Regions from separate parts of the Homo sapiens genome. Here region 2 is linked to region 1. A link is a loop called in an ENCODE intact Hi-C map of the cell type or tissue named here. Cell type or tissue: mammary epithelial cell. All regions are shown on one strand.

Region 1 (8,000 bases):
ATGTTTATTAAACACTGAATGGATAAGATGATACGTTTATACAATGGAATACCATATAGCAACAAAAATGAAAAAAACATGACCATATAAAAAAACATGAATGAATCTTATAATGTTGCACAAATGAGGGCAGGCACAAAAGAATACATAAGCTATTGGCCCTTTATTTAAAGATCAAACATAGGCAAAATGAACATATGGGGTTAGAAGTCAAGACAGTGGTCAAATGTGAGAATGAAGGAGTGAATGGGAGGGGGCAGATAGGGCTTTTGGGACGCTGGTAGTGATCTCAGTACTGGCTACAATGACATTTCACTTTATGAAATTTAGTTTGTGATAATTCACCAAACAATACACTTATAATTTGTGTGTTTTAATGTTTGCATGTTATTCTCCAAGTTTTTAAAAATTAGGCAATTCTATATGTTAATAGAAAGAACTCCAATGTATGTGTGTGGTTTAATGAAAAGAACCAACCACTAAATAGTGCACTACACAGAATACTATCATTTTGTAAAAACAGTAATGAAAAGGATATATGTTTGTGTACAATAATCATAATGGCAACATTTACTGAAAGCTAACTACTTGCTAAGGTACTGTGTTAGGCACTTTTCATGCCTTTTATCATTTATTTCACTCAACATTATGAAGTGGGTAGTTATTATAACCCTTATTTTATGAAGGAGAAAACTGAGGTACAGAGATATCAAGTAACGTGCCCACAGTCACCAAGCCACAAAGCTGAAAAACGGGCACTGTAACCCAGGCTCTCCAGATCCACTCTTCCCCACCACATTCTCCCTAGATAGGCACATGAGAAACTGGCAATGGGGTGCCTCTGAGAAGGGATCTGGGGATTGGAAGGCAGGCTGAGAGGAAGGCTGGCTTATCATAGCATACTCTAGGTACCTTTTGAAGGAACACATTTGCACGTCTTATCTATCAAAAATGTATTTATTTACAATATTTTTCTATGGTTTATAATTTCTGAGCTACACAAAATTGCTTTATCCAGAAAGTAAGCATAACTCACTGTTTTATTACTTTACCTGATTTAGGATGCAAAGCATCGCATTGGGCATTGTACATGTGTACAAATTCTTGGTGCCTTTTAATGAGCTGTTGTTTATTTCCTTGAATAGATAATCCATGCTCTTTTAGCTTTTTCTTTAAATCACGATCAGAGAGCAAATTATATACAGTTTTGGGCAGCGGCTTCCTTTTGTGAACAGAACTGAAAAGGGGGGAAGATACCTGATGATTATTGTGAATTATCAAATGCTTTTCATGTAAAATGGCAAATAAATTCTGATTCAACACCTGGGTGACCGGGAAAATAGTAGAACCATTAGATTAAAAAGGGGAGAGAAAAATCAAGTTTGTGGATAAAGTTGAGTGTCTGACATGATGTATCTGAGGTGCTGGTAAGACATTCAGACACAGGGGCCTAGGTGGCACCAGAAGTGAGAGACTTGGGTCTCAAAAAGAGGTCAGACCTAAAGAGGCACACTTAGAAGACATATATGTAACGCTTGTGGAATATGCTGTGAGGACTTCACTTAGAATCACACTTACATAGACCTATTCAATTTTCCACCTCTTTAAAGCATGCTAGAAATTCTAGTGGGCTAAAATTCAAGCTACATAAAAGTACCAATGACTTAAGCAATTCCATAAACAGGAACTTCTTAGTGAGTTTTAATTCATTTCACCTGATTATAGCAGGTTCTCTACCTGGCTCAGCTTTATGGCAATTAGATGCTTAACAAAAATGTGCTCAAGGAGGTCATTACACTTGCTATCATTTCAAAATAAGAATAGCAAAGATTCAGGTGAAAATTAACAGAAACTTGAAATAATAGGTTTATCCAAAAAACAAGTTTTTACAAAGGATTTGCATATAACTAGCTCACACAAGGCTGTCCCAAACGTTAGTGTACCTAAGAAGCACCTAAAGAGTTTATTTAAAACGCAGATTCTCCATCCCCTTCTCCACACCATCCACCAATTAGGGTTCAGGTCTGAAGTGGAGCTCTAAAATCTCTATTTTCAACAAGGTTCTCCAGAGTAAATCTGATATAAACGGTCCAATAATCAAACAGAGAAATATTACAGTCAGGTATAGACTGAAAACAATCAAAAATTTCTCTATTAACCAACAGAGCCATTCCCCAAATAAATTATGTCTTTTATGCTGTATTAACAAAGTCTAAAAGCCAGAAATAACTAATTAACTGTGAAAAGACCTGCAAACTCTCAATAGATTATATTTTTCTGAAAATTGCTCTTCTTACAATGACAACCCATCTGACTCTACAAGGTTGATAAAATTATGGCAAAATGAAATCTCAGTAGGTAGCAACAGCTGAATCATTTTGTGTTTACAGAAGCACACAGGGAGAGATGATTCATTACGTCTGTATCTAAAATATTTGTTTTATCAAGGACAGATGATTAAACTGTGACTGTGAAATTCCAGTGAAGAACTGTACTGTTCACTGGCATTTACAATAAAAAGCACCACCAGAGATCAACAATTTCTATCAGGAATTTTAAAACATGAAACCTGATAAATGTTTCCCCAAACACGAAAATGACATTGATTTTTCTTCCATGATTTAGTGGAACTGAGTAATACATTTAAGGGGCCTCAGAATCTGAGGCAGTTCTGACATGGTTTTATATAGAAGGGTTAAGGGCTGCCACTCACATTCAGCAGATGGCCTGTCAGAATATTGTGGAGGAGACAGGAAAACTCACAGGGCCTTTTCTCTATGACCTGACTCCGTGGCCAAGATACAACTAAAGAAGAACATGGCCCAGTGTTGTCTTCAGAATCTCCACAAACACCAGTTTTGTAAGATGGAAGTGATGAGAACAGAAAGGCTTGGCGGTCAAATAAATTTAGGATTACTAAATTAAACAAAACCTAACAGTAACCCTTAATGTAGGACTTCTCAAAGCCTTTAACACACTAAGAGGGGGATCCAGGAGGTAGTGCTTATAAGTTCACTACAGAGCACTGGCAGGACTATAGTGTTCTTTGAAGCAGGAATTTAAACCACTATTAGAACTTAATTACACATGGACGAGTATGTCTTCAAACAAACTGACAGCATCAGAAATGATGTATCAGAAATGTATTCGAACTGATGGATGGATCTAGAAAAAGGGGAGTCCATGCAAGATAATCAGTGCAGATTCCTTACTCTTCCAAAAGAATATACTCAGCTTCTATATTCCCAACTCATGCATTTCTAAAGAGAAAAGCAGTTCATCAAACTCTCGTGGCTTATGGGAAATAATCCTTAGGACTATTCATTTACTCCAAATCACCACTAAGCAACCTAAAAATCTAAATTTTATTCTCATTAACAAACTTACCCACTAGGTGGGAGTACTGTGCATGTAAAACTGCCCCAGGTTTGGACTCAAGTATGTCTACCTTAATAAAGCACCATTGTGTCTTATATGTTAGCTTTTGTAAGTTGTAACAGTATGAATCTGACCCTCAGAATCTGCATTCACTCCAAATTTACTCATAAAAATTAAGTGATGTATTTTCTTTAATCACAAAAAATAATACTATGGCTCTGTCTTATTAACATGGTTTTTGGAAAATACTCTTCAAAGTCCTTCAAAACAGACTGAACATAGAAGCAAATCATTCTTTCATCCCCACTTCTCAGATACCATTAATTTCTTCAGCTTCCCTCCTCTTCTTTTCCAAATCTCTCTGAATTATCACCTATTATCTTGCCCTTGCCTCCTGTTTCAGAAGGGTCCTTTCTGCATGTCAAGGATAACCTCATTACTGGGCTCTTGTGCTCCTCACTTTCTTCCATTTATCCTCTGCTCTCTCCCTGGAAATAGTGGAAGGAAAGAGACTGAAGGCTTAAACTCCTATTTTTAAAAAGAACAACCCTTGATCTTTATGCCACTCACTGCTTCTCCAAACTACCATCTCATCTTTCTCCCTTCATCACCAGACTCATCTAAATTGTGTCTTCTGCTTATTATCCACTGATTCCGTAATGCCTTGCAATTTAAGTTTGACTAGTATTTCATTCCTGAACAACTTATATGTGTAACAATAGTGGACTAGCATGAGAAATTACAGTTATTTTCATGTACAAGGGAGGTAGAACAGCACAGTTGTTTAGATGTAAATACTGAGCTGACAATTTATTAGCTACAATACCTGGAGGATGGGGGGGTGGTGTGGGGTATGACATTACATTTCATATATGCATTTTTGTACCTTTTTATATCATATATATTTATATAATTTCCTAGTCAAAATTTTTTGAAAAATTCAATTTTAAATTTTAAAACTTCTGAGCATCCTAAAGATCAGAGAAAGGTTTTTTATATCTTATATTCAGAGTCTAACCTTGCTTTCTTTGGCCAAGAGGCTTTTTGGTAGTTTTTAAAATCTAAGAGAAAAAAACAAGTTTAAAAAGAATTGAATTTGAAGTCACTAATTTCTTATTAAGTCAAAATTTAGTAGCAGTTCAAATATTCAATATAGCTAATCATATTTGGCAAAGTGGGAGTTGAAGAAAGAACAGAGGAGAGGGATTGGAAGAAGTGGCCAACAGGAGTAAAGAAGAAAGCAAGTAAGAGCAGGAAATACGGTCACCAGGATAAAAGGAATACTGTAATTTTCCCCCAAGTAAGCACAAGAGGCACCCAGCTAAAGTAGCTCAATGGTTCTGCTCAACTTCCTTACCTTCTGAGGCTTTCCTTCTTCTCTTCGCGTGATAAACAGCTGTCTAAATGCTTATTAATGTGACTTTCTGGAATGTTAACCCCGCAAACAGGACAATCCACTGTATTTTTTAAAAAGAAAAAGAGAGACTTTATTAATTGTAGAAGGGGCAAAAGTATGTAAACTGGCATCTTTTCAGCAAGTAAAGTAAAAAAGAATCCCAACTTAACATGCACTTAGAAAAGCAGAAAAGAAAAAGAATGGCCCATCGGGACAACAGGAGTGGGACAGACTGGTTACTGGGTAATGGCTAAATTGTGGGAAGTCACAAAATTGAAGTCCTGGTCCCAGAGAAAGAGACTGCAAATAAGCTTGAAAGTTCATTTATTAAAAATGTTTCGGTTACATCTTTTCTACCAAGGTATGACCAAACTATAGAACTCATCTTAAATTTTCCCAACCCTTAGGAGCTATCCATGTTTAGCCCAGAAGCAATAGTAACGACTTAAGTAAGACACACCTGGCCCAAGGGCCGAGTGAAGGAAAGGTAGTTTAATAATTTATTGAGTTCAATTTTGTCAATGGTTACAAATTTGTTAATTTAGCTCTCACTGATGATTCCATATATAATGTTAAAATTAAGGAACACAGTCATTCTCAAACTATTTCATAAAGTTGCAGGGATCTGTGGGGGTATCTCGGGGCCTACAGACCACCATGGATAATAGGCAGAAGGAGGTCAGGTGGAACAGAACAATCTGTTTTATCTATTTTATACGTTATGGTTTATCGTAAAATTTCATTTGGGAAAAAAGGTTCCGCTAGGGGAAAAACAGTTAACCATCAAGCTAAAAAATACTACAATAAGAACTGTCAATTGGTAAAAAGACTAAGGATAGACATAGTAGAAAATATAAGTGAAATTTATATATCTTTAAAAGATGTAAACACGTTAAGTACTAATAAACTAATTTCAATCTAAGTTTAATACACACTCACATCTCTGCACTACGTGTGGTATGGGTATACCAAAGATGTCTAAGAGTTTCTGCCTAAAAGGTGCTCTAAACTTCACTGGAAAGAAGATACAGAAACAAAAAGTTAAACAAGCTGACATATTCATCAAACAGTTAAGCAAATGGGATACAAAACAGTCCAGAAAACAAGTGCTATAGCACTTTTGTGATGTGAGACAGTGTTTTCTAACATAACAAATGAATAGTGAGGATCTGGATAGAGTCTGGAAAGGTATAGAACAGGGGCCGGCAAACATTCTTAGTGAAGGGCCAGGTAGAATTTAGACTTTACGGATCCTATGGCCTCTGTCACAACCATGCAACTCTGCCACTGTAGAATGAAAGCAGTCACAGAGAATAGGGTGGGTATGTGAACTTTTATTTACAAAAACAGGTGGCAAGCCAGATTAGATCTGCCAGTTGTAGTTTGCCAATTCCTCAGTGTACTGGAGGAACAGTGGGGAGGCTAGAGCAGGACTTCTGAGACAGAGAGGTGAGCAATAAGGCGGGATGACTAGGTTAGGCCTCAAATTGTCACAGGCTTTATATGGCAGGCAGAACAGTGAGGAGGCATTCAAGTGGTGGTAAAATAAGATAAAAAGAGCTTTTCAAGATTAAATGGGAACTGATATGTTGAATGAGGGGAAGAAAGATTAAAAGCTGAAAACAGAAAGCTACTGCCATACTTGAAGGCTGAACTAATTAAAATTGTTTCCTTTTTGTAGCAGTCAGCCTGAATTCCTGTTTCTGAGAGAGAAAGAGAACAAACATATCTACAACAATGTCTGAGGTTTGTGATATGGTAAAATCTGGTTTGTCCTTTACCATTCCTTCCCCCTCAAAGATGCTGCCTATTTATTCTTATGTCATGTGGATGAAAAGATGTCCATATTTCCACATATGAAAATAACTTCCTACCTTTAGTAACTTGTTTCAAAGTGGATGTCGAGGGTGGCTCAGGACGCTTAGCCTCTGAGGGATCTGGAGCGATCTCTTCTACAGAACGTGTCTCTTTGGTCTTTGCAGCAGGGCTCGCCTCTTTTTGAGGGCTGAATTTGCTTTTATTTTCTTTTATCAACAACTCTGATGTAGAACCACTCATTTCTCTGATCAAGAAATTATCCATTAACCTGCTCCCCTGCTTTAAAGACTGTCTGGAGGCTACAGGAGTATATACTTTGACAGCAAGATTCTTTGAAGAGGAAGAAGCAGGAGATTTGGCTGGTGACTCTAAAGCAAACTGCAGCAGATGATTCCTTGAAGCACAAAGAACACAACAGACAATTAAGAGATCCAATTTTACATCATAAATTAACTGACATAAGCTGTTTTCCCAATTAACCTTGTTTTCTGAAATACAGGACCTATACTATAATGACAACCAAACCAAAGTTTCTTCTAGTATAACTCAAAGCAATAAATCTAACGTAAAAGGCAGTTAATGTGTCAATAAAACAAAATGAAAGGAAATCAGCTTTAGGCCACAGAGAACAGCTTATATGAGACCTAATCTCCAACCATAAGTAACTTTAAAATCCGAACAAAATATACTGATATAGTCTGGATGTCGTCTCCACCAAATCTCACACTGAAATGTGATTCCCAGTGTTGGAGGTGGGACCTGGTGGAAGGTGACTGGATCATGAGGGCGAATTTCTCATGAATGGTTTAGCACCATTCCCTTAGTGCTGTCCTTGTAACAGTGAGTGAGTTCTCATGAGATCTGTTTTAAAAGGGTGTGGCACCTCCCACTCTGTCTCTCTTGCTCCCACTCTCACCACATGACATGCTGCCCGTCTTTTGTTTTCCACTGTGACTGTAAGCAGCCCAAGACCTCACTAGAAGCCGAGCAGATGGCTTGTACAGCTGCAGAACCATGAGCCAATTAAACCTCTTTTCTTTGTAAATTACCCAGCCTCAAGTTTACTTTATAGCAATGTAAGAATGGCCTAACTTGCATAAAAAACAACTCTTTGTAGGCACTGGACTGAAATCAACACAAGGCTGCAATCCCTGAAAAAGAAGAAAACATGAAGTAGTCCAACATTTCCCCCAAGACTTACTTTACCCTGGGAGCATTTTCTAGGAATGGGTACTAAAGTGAAGTCTAAACAGGAAACATTGATCTTACTTGTTAGAGAAAATAAGAGATCAGAGTTCTGAACAAAACTGGCCAGGATTGAGGGGTCAGAGTGCTTTGACACGTGGTAGCTACTGAAAGGGAACCCCACCAGTCTGCTTAGAAATTCACATCCATTCCTGCTCATTTC
Region 2 (8,000 bases), 270 kb before region 1:
CCATCTCATCCCCATCAGCCACTGTACCACTCGGGTCCCAACAGGGAAGCTAGTCTGCTCCAGTCAGATCCCAGGAGGCGTGTTAGTTTCCACAGGGACTACACAATTCCTAACAGGCAGGGTTGGGGACCACACAGGAGAGTGTGGTTACCTGGCTAGTTGTAATGCAGCCATTACCACTTGAAAAGGTGAGAGGAAGGAATTTATAGAAATCCATAAAGAGAGCGCTGGTTAGAGACCCCCTTGAGGGCACAGTGACTTTCCATCAAAGGAAAAGAGCAGCCCAAGGCAACCTTGCAGGCCAGGAGCCAAGATCAACACCCTGACCTCACTCGCCTCTCATCCACTTGAGGCAGAAACTTAAAATAAATATGCATTCATTCACTCCAAGAAAAGTAACAGGCAAGTCAAGGGTTAAGAAGAAAAGAACAAGTTTTCCTCTGTCTAGCAATCTCACTTCAAGAACAGTTATAAGATAACACTGTTTGAGAAGCCAAGGCCAAAAGAATGGGCTCCAGACAACCCCCTGCCAGAGCAAGATTGAAGGGAAAAAAAGAGAGAAAGACAAATTCCTTTATTGTTACTGCTCCTTTCCCTGGCTTCTTAAGTACAGCTGTGTTTTACAAATGTCTATATTTAGCCTGTTCTTGTTTTTCTTTCACAAGGCCAACAGCTATGCAGGGCCACAAGTTACGTTATGCTATAGATTATATGACCTATCATATGATTAGCTGCTTTTGTTTTGCTTCTGTAGTCAACTTATAAAAACTGTGCTCAGTCTTTGTTCAATGCTCAGCTTTTTGGATATGAATCCACTGAGCCGGTGAGTACCTAAAATAAACAATCCTCCTGTTCTCCGTATCAGTCTCTCCTGTCCTCAGTTTCCTGCAACACACTCATCTCTCACTGGCACCTCCCATTGGCCAACCCAGACAGAGCAAGGGGACAAGGCCAGGCTGCCAGGACAGTGAGCAGGATGTGAAGGGTAAAGGGTGACTCTGGAAGAATGGATGAAGCTGTCCAGCCCAGCTGGCCATGCATTTCTGGCTCTCATGCTCTTGGACTTACTGTCTGACGCCGAAGTCCATGCTGTTTCTTCTAGCCACTGCTCCTTACACCTTACTAAAGAAATATTTTACAATTGTAAGTAACCAGGCACTGTCCCCTGAATCCACTCTTGGCCTTCACATGCACCTCTGTGCTTTCACTCACTCTGTTCCCTCTGCCTAGAACTCCGTTGCCCAGCTTCCTAATCCACCAAAATCTCATTCATCTTTCAAGCCATGCCCAACAACTGTCTTTTCCTTAACTGCTCTGAAAGTATTCACTGTTTAACTTGTATGTCATTCTCTCACGTATCCTTTTCCCTCTACACCCATTAGTCTATGAGCAATTTAAGAGTGGATGCTATGGCTGATTCATCATTAAAATCCTAAACTTCTGCCTCCTCTAAGTCATGAACCTGGAAGCTGTCAGGAACTGTGAAGGCAATGAGATTTTACCCTACCTGCAAGCCAACAAGTCAGCCTGCCTGTTTCATGGATGCTGACAGGAGGCGTGAGAGACTCCCGAATCCGAGACAAAGGACTTTATTATCACAGCAACAGCAATAGCCAGACAATCAAGGTTTTTGCACCAGTGCCCTCAGCCTCAGTTTCCACAGGACCACATGAAGAGGGCCAGGTAATACTGTATATGCAGTGGGTTGCATTACAGAACAGCAATGCTTAGCTTGGGGAACCTGTTGTAAGTAAGCATACCGATATGGTTTGGCTGTGGCCCCACCCAAATCTCATCTTGAATTGTAGCTCCCATAATTCCCATGTGTTTTGGGAGGGACCCAGTGGGAGATAATTGAATCATGGGGATGGTTTCCCCTCATATTTTTCTTGTGGTAGTGGATAAGTCTCATGAAATCCGACGTTTCCCCTTTTGCTTGGCTCTCATTCTCTCTCTTGTCTGCTTCCATGTAAAACGTGCCTTTTGCCTTCTGCCATGATTGTGAGGCTGCCCCAGCCACGTGGAACTGTGGATCCATTAAACCTTCTTTTCTTTATAAATTATCCGGTCTCAGGTATGTCTTCATCAGCAGTGCGAAAGTACACTAATACACATGCCCACCTTTGTTCCAATGGGAGACACTCTCTCTGTCTCCCAAGAATGTTTGTTATGCAAAGATAACACAGAACAAAAGGCAGACAGTGCCTCTGCTTGCAAGACATGCAGAAATGAGAGAGGGCCATGGGGAATTGTCCTCTAACAAAACCTGTGTCCCCTAACAGAAGCTGAGTGTGAAATGCGCACCTTTGTCTCACTCTGCCCTCCTGATACCAAACGTCAGTACTGAGTGTCCAGTCAGAGCCCTGACCTGGTCCCTCCTGAGGTCTCCCTCCCAGTGAATGGCAGGACCCAGAGTGGCACTACTCACCCCACCTGTGAAGGGGGCATAATGACAGGAACTAGCTCACAAGGTTGTTGAGAAAATGAACTGAGTTTTTCCTGTGAAGTACTGAGGCAAGTATACAGCGAGTGCTATGTGTGTTAGCAAAATCAAGGAAGGAATGAAAAAGGAGAAGGAACAAGGACAGATATACAGAAGTAGAAGAAGGCTGAGCACCTAGACCAGAAAAGCCTGGCCCTACTCAGGAACAAGGAACAGAGTTACAGCTGTGAAACATCAGAGAACATCATTACCTACACAGCCCTGCTTTCCCCAGGCTCCAACAGGGCCACTTAGGCAGATGTCATTTCCTACCTTATTGACTCTGGTCTTCATCCCAAATCTGCACTCGCAGACAGGGATGTGATGACACCCACGTGGCTGAAGATGGCTCCAGGCTCCAGTGGTACTGACTTGGGACAAATTACCCACTAAAAACCTGAGATGAATGAAGCATTTTGGAATTTTTCCAAATGCAAAATAAGTACCAAGGCCATATCGATGCTACTATTCCTACTATCGTGTAGAGATTGATTTGCTCTCTTCAGCAGGCATCTCCCGGATCAAATCATTGGAAGATCACAGTGGCATTAATAAAAACAGCCACTGCCATGAGCTGAGCCTGATAATTAACGTGCCATGCTGAGCTGGGCTTTGCATGCCTGCTCCCATTTGATCTCCACCATAAATCCAGGGACAGCTATTATCATTATTATCCCCATTTTACAGCTCATAAAGCTAAAGTTCGTGGCACTGAGGTAACTTGCCTCAAGTACTAAGCTCAGATATAAACCAACATCTCAGATGTCTGACCGACCCCAAAGCCCAGGCTCTACCACACTGCATTATTCTGCTACAAGGAGCCTTGGAATTCACCTACCCCCTCCTGTCTGACATACAGAGAACAGCAATGCATGGGCTGAGCCCAAGGAAGTGCCTGGAACTGAAACTCTTTACTCTGGATTCAGACCCCTGTCTCTCGTCCTTTGTTCCCTGATAGTTTCATCAGGGCTTTGTGAGAAACAAACACAAAGCGACAGAAAAACACAGAGAAAATTAAGAAGGCGTGGTTGGCAGTCGGGGTCAGGTGGGGGCCACAGCAGTGGGGCGGGGTGGGGGGTGTCTGGCTGGGTGTGATATCTCCAGCCCAGGCAAGTCCAGGAATTCCAAGGTCAGTTAGACCAGCAATGTCCACCAGGGGGTGCTAGGAATGTGTTAATTGATTAACTAACTCAGCCTCCCCCATCCAAAGCTATTGGGACACACTGGTCCATAGACGCTCTTACCTTAACAAGGATTTCCCAACAACTGGTTTCCATAGGTACCACAGGGGACACACAGGTAACTGTAGAAGGCACACAGATAAATTTACGGAAAAATTCTTAGTAATGATGCGTGTCCCAAGACAATGTTGTTTTCTTCTAGCTGCACTGCACAAAGGAGGGAACTGCTTTCTGAGTAAGATAAAAATATTTTCCTTGGTTAGACAGTGAGGGATTCTTTGGCTTGTTAACTTACACAATATAGCTTCTAAGGGAAGTGCTGGGAGACCCAGGTTATTTCTCTCCCGGCCCATGTCAACACGAGGTTTCTGCTGACCCAGGTGCCCTGCCAAGTCCTCTTAGCAGGTCCTGGACCCCCAAGGCTGCTGCAAACCCAGAAAGTGTGCACAGACCTGTGTTTCTCTAGGGAGAGAGGAAGACGGGGAGCCCAAGTGGATTGTTTCGAAGCTCCTAGAAAACGACCCTTGATAGAAGGATACAGGGGATGTTACATCTTTCAAGAGCCTCGTGTTCTTCTCAGCAACTTCAGGTCATTGAATCCTTGTCCATTGGGATCAGGCAGCCATCTGCCACAGATCCATGGGGCAGGAATGCCATCGCCATCTTCATGAAGCATGTCCCCCTTTCCCTTGGCGCTGTGTATAGCACAGCCCCACAGCCCACACAGTCATGCTTGGAGGCCCCAATTTGGAGCATTCATTTATCCATCTGCTCTTTCAACAAAATTTCTGAGCAATTTTTTTTTACCACATTTATGCCTTTAAAAAGCATGTATCCAAAAGTGTAGGGGGGCACAAAACAGCTTTGAACCAAGAAAATGCACCCCATTTTGAGAAACTCGACCATCTCATTTCATGGATGAGGAAAAGATCTTCAGAAGCTATGTACACAGTGAAGATTACAAACCTGGAGGACAGCAGAGCTGGGTCTAAGGCCCAGATCCGGCTCCCAGCTCGGTGCTTTGACATCCTCACCATGCTGCCTTCCAACGGGCCCTTGGCCCTCACAATATCTCTCATCTATGGAAAGGAATCACAATCCTTGCTCCCACTTAACAAAAAAGCAAATTAAGGCATACAGAAGACAACCTAAACAGGTCATTAAGATCAACACCAACCCAGCTCAAACGTTTCTCAAGAAAGGCATCTCCCGATTCCTGCAAGTTATTTCTGGATTTGAATCCTCATCCAAGGCATGGAGCTTTAATTCTCTCTGGCATCTGGCCCCTGCAGACCCCTCCCTTAAAAATGCCTTCCTTAAGAATCACCCTCACACAAGAACAATCCCTGCTGTCTACACCCACTTCTTTTCCACCGAATTTTCTGCTTCATGTTTAACTGCAGGAGTCCTTTTGTGTCAATGTTGTAGAATATTTATTATTAAAAAAGGTGACATGTTGACTGCAATTATTTTGGGATGGGTATATTTCAGTTGCCGTGAAAGAAAGAAGAAAAAGAGAAAAGGAAGAAAAAAAAGGAAAATGGATGAAAGAAATGAATTGGAAGAAAAGGAAGATAAAGAAGAAAACAGGGTAGAAGGGGAAGAGAGAAGAAAGGAGAAGCAAGGAAGGAGGTAGAGAGGGAGAATGTCCAGCTAAAGAGGACCCTCGGTCATCTTTTAATTTTCGCAGATCAGCCAAAGACAACCATGTTAATTAGCATAGTCTGTTGACACAGGGAGAGGTTCATTCTGCAGTCTCTGTCCCTCAGTGTTTGGACCCGAAACTCAAAATTTAATGCAACTTCCACAACATCCTTATTTGGAAGAAAAGGTAGTCTGACTCAGACTCAAGTCTTAGTTAAGAAAAAATAAGTAAATCTTGTTTTCAATGAATGTCATTGTAGGGAAAGACCACAGAGGTCACTAAGGGAGCCCTCAAAACCTTCTGCAACCCAAAGTCCCCCCCGTTCACCAACGCAAAAGCCAAACACACAAAACATGCCTTTCATGTCACTTCAAACGTCTTAACAAATTAAATATCATTACTCAAAACAAAGCAAGGCTGTGGCAATGTTAGATGAAAATAGTTCATTTTCCCTAAAAATAGAATCTTTATTTTAGTCACAAGGTCTCAATCTGCTTGTCTGCCCTGGTTCCTCTTTCCTGGTCAAAGTGGCCATTAGAACACAATGAAGATCATTTTCAACATCAAAGTTGTTGCCAGCTTTTTTTAATGTTGATAAAAATGAGAAATGATGTTCACTACATGTTTACTTGTGTTCAGAGGATCAAGGAGATTATTTACTCCCAAAAACCTTGAAAGCCCACTTGATTAAGTTGTCTTAGACTCAAGCTTGAGCTCCCAAAACACCTCTGAGAGATCTGGCAAAGACTGAACATGTGAGAAAGGGTTTCCTTATGGAGTTTCAAATGTGCTTTTCAGACAAAATATCAGAAAAATATGGATTTCTTAAATTCATTTTGCAGACATATTAGAAGAAACTGCTTTTTACTTTTTTTCTCCTTAAGAGCAAGACCACCAAATCTAAACACTAAAAAGAAACGTTTAGCACTAATATAATGTATTTTTAGATAAATGTGGGCTATAATTTCCTGATGTAAGCAATGCTGAGAAACAAGATGGATATTTATTTCTTGAAGTTTCACAATCAATATATTCAAAAGTTCAAATGTATCTGCTAAGTACACCAAGTATCTTAGGCTGGGCTCCTGAGATGCAGACCGTCAGGGAAGAAACACCCACAAGGGGTTTATGAAGGAGAAACCTGTAAGGTGTGAGGGAAGAAAAACAAGGAAGGGGGAAGAGCCCAGCCAGGGCACCATTTCTGGAAGGTGCGTGTGTTGGGAAAAACTCTCCCAAACCATGTTTTTCCTCTGCTCTCATACCACCGCAACAATCATCAACACAGAAGATGACATCTGTGACCAAATGTAGGCAGGGGGCAGGGGTTTCGCCCACCACCAAGCAGCAGATGCTAGCTGGATGTCCTCCAATTCAATTCCAACACGATTTACCCGGGCATAACGTCAGATCCCACAGGTTGAATACTCAGTCCCCAAGACCACACCACTCCGGACACCAGTTGCAAGTCCAGGACTCTGGAACTCCTGACCAACCTGCTTCAAGTTGGCCTCCCAAAAGCCCCTCTTTGGGTTTGACTCATTTGCTGGAGCAGCCCACAGAACTCAGGGAACCACATTTACCAGTTTACCACAAAGGACACTACAGATGATACTGATGAAGAGACTTGTAGGGTGCAGAGCTTCCATGCCCTCCCATGCCACAGGGTGAATCCCAAAATTGGAGTTCAGGCTGGGAGTCCACGCACGTTCTCTGCTTCACACAGAAATTCAAGAGCAAGATGACACAGTAAAGTGAAAGCAAGTTTTTTAAGAAAGTAAAGGGGTAAAGGGGTGGCTACTCCATTGGCAGAGCAGCAGCATGGGCTGCTGGACTGAATAGACTTATGGTTATTTCTTGATTATATAACAAACAAGGAGTGGATTGTTCATGAGTTTTGCAGGAAAGGGGTAGTGTATTCCTGGAACTGAGGGTTCCTCCCATTTTAGACCATATAGGTAACTTCTGGACATTGCCATGCCATTCATAAACTGTCATGGTGCTGGTGGGCATGTCTTTTAGCATCCTAATGCATTATAATTAGCGTATAATGAACAATGAGGACAATCAGAGGTCACTTTTGTCACCATCTTGGTTTTAGTGCATTTTGGCTGGCTTCTTTACCGCACTTTATTTTATCAGCAGGGTCTTTGTGGCCTGTATCTTGAAAAACCAGTCCCTCCAATTCCAGTCTCACCCATTTGATGGAGTCACTCTGGTTCCAAAGCCTCTGACACCTGGGCAGGCCACCCTCCAGGAATCACCACGTGTTCAGAGATCCAAAAGCTCTCGAACTTTGTCCTCTTTTCTTCTTATGGAGGCTTCATTACACAGGCATGATTGATTAAGCCATTGGCCACTGGGGATCAACTTGACCTTCAGCCCCTCTCCCCTCCTGGGGCTAAAAGTCCCAACCCTCTGATTCTGCCTCGGCCACTCTGGTAACCAGCCCCACCCTGAACCTATCAGACAAAAGACACATAAAAGACAGCACTTTGGTGATCCCAAGGACTCCAGGAGTTGTATGCCAGGAAACGGGAATGAAGACCAAGTTAATATTTCACAATATCTCAGCGCATTACACCTGAGAATCCCTTAGTACCCACCCACGGAGGGAGCTGGATGAAAGCATCCAACCAGTAAAAAGACCCAGGCTCTCACTCCAGCCTGGGCAACATAACAAGACCCCACCTCC

The links. A loop is a pair of places that touch in the nucleus more often than their neighbours do. Peaks named below come from ENCODE experiments on the same cell type or tissue, not always from the same donor. Only the 100,000 strongest peaks of a DNase experiment are listed, where the experiment ranks them.
Region 2: it touches region 1 in a loop (4-fold over the local background); 4 of 110 quality-filtered maps call a loop at or near these places.

The regions. Positions count from the first base shown.
Region 1 is chr3:8,934,819-8,942,818 of GRCh38, forward strand. RAD18 (RAD18 E3 ubiquitin protein ligase) reads right to left here. Exons shown (of 13, transcript NM_020165.4): 5 at 6,649-6,986; 6 at 4,736-4,835; 7 at 1,053-1,237. Among named protein-coding and RNA genes, the nearest start is that of RAD18, 25 kb to the right of the region's middle. In mammary epithelial cell, a CTCF peak has its summit at 3,422 (motif pointing right); a DNase peak (open chromatin) is centred at 2,413; H3K27ac peaks cover 1,835 bases.
Region 2 is chr3:8,660,018-8,668,017 of GRCh38, forward strand. It overlaps a transcript of SSUH2 not described here. Among named protein-coding and RNA genes, the nearest start is that of SSUH2, 19 kb to the left of the region's middle. RefSeq lists a silencer at 3,572-3,661. In mammary epithelial cell, a CTCF peak has its summit at 3,654 (motif pointing right); a DNase peak (open chromatin) is centred at 3,694.